Linked DNA regions of Homo sapiens: region 1 is linked to region 2. The links are chromatin loops, found by intact Hi-C in ENCODE. Cell type or tissue: heart left ventricle. All regions are shown on one strand.

The links. Hi-C counts contacts between places; a loop is a spot of excess contacts. Peaks named below come from ENCODE experiments on the same cell type or tissue, not always from the same donor. Only the 100,000 strongest peaks of a DNase experiment are listed, where the experiment ranks them.
Region 1: it touches region 2 in a loop (1.8-fold over the local background); 2 of 110 quality-filtered maps call a loop at or near these places.

What each region holds. Positions count from the first base shown.
Region 1 is chr6:136,172,917-136,175,416 of GRCh38, forward strand. It overlaps PDE7B (phosphodiesterase 7B), which reads left to right. Exons shown (of 13, transcript NM_018945.4): 9 at 881-972. Among named protein-coding and RNA genes, the nearest start is that of MTFR2, 76 kb to the right of the region's middle. In heart left ventricle, no CTCF peak of the experiment used is centred here; a DNase peak (open chromatin) is centred at 1,070; H3K27ac peaks cover 1,576 bases.
Region 2 is chr6:136,123,488-136,125,987 of GRCh38, forward strand. All of the region lies in intron 3 of PDE7B (phosphodiesterase 7B), which reads left to right. Among named protein-coding and RNA genes, the nearest start is that of PDE7B-AS1, 52 kb to the left of the region's middle. In heart left ventricle, no CTCF peak of the experiment used is centred here; no DNase peak of the experiment used is centred here.

The DNA.
Region 1 (2,500 bases), 49 kb after region 2:
AATAAAATACCTAGGAATCCAACTTACAAGGGACGTGAAGGACCTCTTCAAGGAGAACTACAAACCACTGCTCAATGAAATAAAAGAGGATACAAACAAATGGAAGAACATTCCATGCTCATGGGTAGGAAGAATCAATATCATGAAAATGGCCATACTGCCCAAGGTAATTTATAGATTCAATGCCATCCCCATCAAACTACCAATGACTTTCTTCACAGAATTGGAAAAAACTACTTTAAAGTTCATATCGAACCAAAAAGAGCCCGCATTGCCAAGTCAATCCTAAGCCAAAAGAACAAAGCTGGAGGCATCATGCTACCTGACTTCAAAATATACTACAAGGCTACAGTAACCAAAACAGCATGGTACTGGTACCAAAACAGAGATATAGATCAATGGAACAGAACAGAGCCCTCAGAAATAACGCCACATATCTACAACTATCTGATCTTTGACAAACCTGAGAAAAACAAGCAATGGGGAAAGGATTCCCTATTTAATAAATGGTGCTGGGAAAACTGGCTAGCCGTATGTAGAAAGCTGTCACTGCTTCACTTTCTTTCTTACATTTAGCGTGGCCTGACTGAGCTATTGGAAGAGGGGCAGAGGCAGGAGTGAATGATGCTGGAAATAGATCCTCATTCAACCCTGCAGCAGAGGGTGAGCCGCAGGCCCTGCTGTTCTCCCATCATCATCACAGCCTTGAGACTAGACCTCATGGTTGTTTTATCTTTTGGGTTTTTTTTTCCTGGTCTGCCTCTGGGTCATCAAGTACAAACTGGAGGGAAAATGCTAGCGTCCGTGGAGCTGTGTTCAGCATGAAAGATCAGTATCTGGCTTCCCTCTCATTTATAACTCTTATTTTCTTTCTTTCTAGAATATGTCTGTGCTGGAGAATCATCACTGGCGATCTACAATTGGCATGCTTCGAGAATCAAGGCTTCTTGCTCATTTGCCAAAGGAAATGACGTAAGTGCTGCCGAGATGAAACATACTGATGTGCATGCAGTAAAGATAAGCCACTTTCTCTAGGGCAGGCTTGGGACCTTTTGCGTGAATGGCAGAGAGCCCCCCGGCTGTACTTCCTGCCTGCACTGAGCTGTCTATCAGAGGAGATTTGGTGTCAGTTACAGCAACCCAGAAACCAAAATCTCTCTGTGTGCTTTGAAAGGGCCTTGCAGAGTCAATGACCTACAGTCAGGAAAAGGGATAATAAACAGCTCTCAGTTTTCACACGCTTCAGTATCAGTGCTCGACTTTGCCAAATTCCCGACCTTTAGTTTAGCAAAATTGTCCTTCCATGTAGCTCCAAATAGTAAATATTTATCAAGAAGGAACCCAGGCATTCTAAAGCTAGAGTTCAAAAAAGTATATTTTGTAATTGCTAGTCTCAGCAAAAATAGAAGTCAGAAATTCTTTTCTAAAATGTCTTTTGCTAAGTAATTGAAATGGCCCTAGCATTTTTTTCACCAATTAATTTACCTTACGTCTCTTGCACTTTAAACAGAAGGGGAGACACTCATTTTCTGGTTCACTATTTGATAGCCATGGTATGTAGGCTGAGTCCCACTAAATCTGAGGCCATTGTTTCATTTTCCTGGTGGCCCCAAGTTAGCTGCTAATACTGTCTTCCAAGGCCACCATTAATTCTGATCTGTTTAATGAACACGTGCAGAACCCAAGAAACCTAGGTGAAAAGAGTACATAGATTGCTGTACCCTTCTTCAAGACAAGCACATAACTTGAGGTCAAGGACCAAGTGCTGTCTCCCAACTGAACAAGCAGTATACTCTGGGTTGTGGATTGATTCCTGGCCCTCTGATTTGATCTCATGCTGTTTCCTAGCACCCAGAGGAATGTGAAATTTGCAGGAGGAATTTCAGTTCTGATAAATTTTTACTCCCTGGAACTAAATAAAACCAGTTCTCGTGCATGGAATAAAAACTTATGCCTCTTACTAGAATAATAAATTGCAAAGATTGAAAGAATTAAATGCAAAAAGAACTAAAAACTAGAGCAAAAGATCAAGTGAGAAGAAGAAAAGAGGAGGTAAGGAGAGAGACAAGGAAGAAAGAAGGAGAAGGAAAGGAAGAATAGTGAGGACAGGAAAGAAGAAAATGCAAGGGAAATGGGAAAGGACTCTGGGGTGACCAGACTTCTCCTGGTCAGTACCTGCATTCATCCTGTTTGTTACTCAATATTTCTTTCCTAAAATATTCATTTCACATCTATGGATTCCAATGAAAAATATATTTTTATGTGTCTTTGTGGAACACAGTGTTATAAATTGTTTTTGCCAGAAGAATAATTGTTATACAATAATATATGTGAAAACTTTATTACAAAAGCCATTATCATAATCATTATTATTCCTTCTATCACAGGTAAATGCTTTAATGTCATTTTTCTGATTTTAAAAGTAGGGCAGGTTAATTGTAGAAAGTAAGGAAAATTCAGGAAAGTGTTAGTTTGAACTATGTGAAGTTGCTCTTTTTAA
Region 2 (2,500 bases):
AGATTATAACATCTCAGAAGGAAATGTCTTCAAAGATAAGTGCTGCCTAATATATTAAAGGACAAGCAAGTTCTAGTTGGTCAAATGGTCTCTTCGCTGGGAATTGCCAAACAAGGATAACCTGTTTTGAAAGAATTATAGCATAATCAAAAACTCCTAACACAAAAGCTATTTGAGGCATAACTTAACTCTTCCCCAGTGACTCATGACTTCTCAGAATCTTAGAATGTTTCAGAGTCAATTAATTTAAACAGCAATTATTAACTGGAACTTCAAAACAATCTTTGTGAAGAGTTTAGCTTTCTTATTGTTGCAATTTCCATTTGCTGAACCAATTAAGGCCAGTGGTACCACCTGAGATTTTGAAAATAAATCAGTGGGTTTTTATTTCAGCTGTTTGGAAATGACTAATAGAGTAATACAATAGATTAATTTTATCTAACATTAATAGCTGGATGTATAAGAAACACCCACTCTCTAGAAATTAAGACATGTCACCATAGTCTTATGACAAGAGTGAGTCTCTTATTTTTGAACTTTCTATTGAACAGTTCTCACCATCTTAAATCACCCTTTGTTATGAGTTTTTAAGTGTCTTAAGTAGAGAAGGTTAAGAAAATGAATACTTATACTCCTTTAAATACTAATTAAGAGGCCCTGGTAACCATTTATCAGTAATATTAATGGCATGAAAATTGAAAAAGTATGACTCAAAGGTGAATTCAGGGCAATTTAAATTATATATAAAAAATAAAAACTTAGGTGGAAGAATTTAAAAATTTTAAAATTCTGCCCAAATTGTGGAGTGCAATTTTATACACTGGGAAGAAAAATGACAGCAATAAAAATTTTAAAAAGATGAAAAATATTTTTTAAAAAATTGTGCAACCCAATTTTAAATGGGACTGAGAAATATAAGCAAAGCATCGACAAAATAGTATATTGTTAGAAAAGCTATGCAAATGAAAGAACATTAAAATCACTTTGCTATATAAAACAATGTCAAATGACAGTATCAAGTGTCCACATCCCCTGAGGCCAAGTTTCAGTCATCTAGTCCATATGGAGAGTAATGCTGTGCCCTCAGCTATTTCCTTCTTAGGACTAATGGAAATCAAATTAGCTCCCTTTTCATATTATGTGAATAAAATATAAGTTCCACAAGGAAAAGGACTTTATTTTGTTCATTGCTATATCCTAGTCCCCAGAACAATGCTTTTTTTCACATAGCAGGATCTTGACAGATATTTGTTGAATTAATAAATATTGAAGGCATTTATTCAAAATGACTTGTTGCTATGGATGGCGTATTTTATTTTTACTAAAGTTAAATTATATATAACATGCTGACAACAGCAGCTGGAGAGTTTGCCCTATTGTGTGAAGTTTTTCCAAGAAGAGTTTAGCAAACAGCATATTTGTGAAGATTATCAATATGTGGAATGGGTGTGATATTACATACATATCAAATTATTTGTATTTGTGATAAAACAAATATTTAAAGTACAATATTGAGGATTTTAGTAAAAGGAGAATTTGTCTTTTCTAAACAAAGAAAATTATAGGGTGTGACTAGATCATCCTTTATCCTTAAGTCATATTTTCCAAATCTTTAATCCTTTATAGCACCATTTCCCAAAGCGTGGTATGGGAACACAGGCGATATTTTTGTTACAGAAACAACCTTTTATCTTTTACTATAATCGTTACATGTATATTTTAACATGTACTAGAGAAAATGTAATTAGCACGTCAAATCTGTTTTTTATTGATACTAATTTTATATAAGTTATATGTAAGTAAGGGCCCGGGCATGGTCACTCACACTCGTGAATTAGCACTGTGGGAGGCCAAGGCAGGAGGATCGCTTGAGGGCAGGAGTTTGAGATCAGCCTGGGAAAAGACATCTCTTAAAAAAATTAAAAAATTAGTCAGGCATGGTGGTGCACACATGTAGTTCCAGCTACTCAGGAGGCTGAGGTGGGAAGATCACTTAAATCCAGGAGGTCAAGGCTACAGTGAGCTATGATACAATTGCTCCAGTGCACTCCAACCTGGAGACAGGGCAAAGATCCTGTCCCTAAAAAAAATAAATAAATAAAGAATACATATATATATATAGGTAAAAATGAATTTATTTGATTTTTTAAAAAAGATATTATGTAAGTAGTGGTATAGGCAGATATGGTAAAAACCCTACTAAAGGCAAGAGCATGACTGAAATTGAGGAAACTCTGACCTTAGTTTCTACTTGGAGCAGTGAGACTCAGAGCAAATACTCCATTCTTCTTGTAAAGGTGTTCCCAGGCTTCAGACAGGAACCCATTACACAACAGCCTTCCCGGGGCGTTTTTACCCAGCAGAAAGACTTCTAACCCTCTCAGACCCAATGCCTCCTTTTTATAGCACATTTTATAATCTTTACTACCTTGATAGATCCTTTACCCTCTTGAAAGGAAATCTACAGCCTACTTATTCTCATAAGTTAAAAAAAAATCAT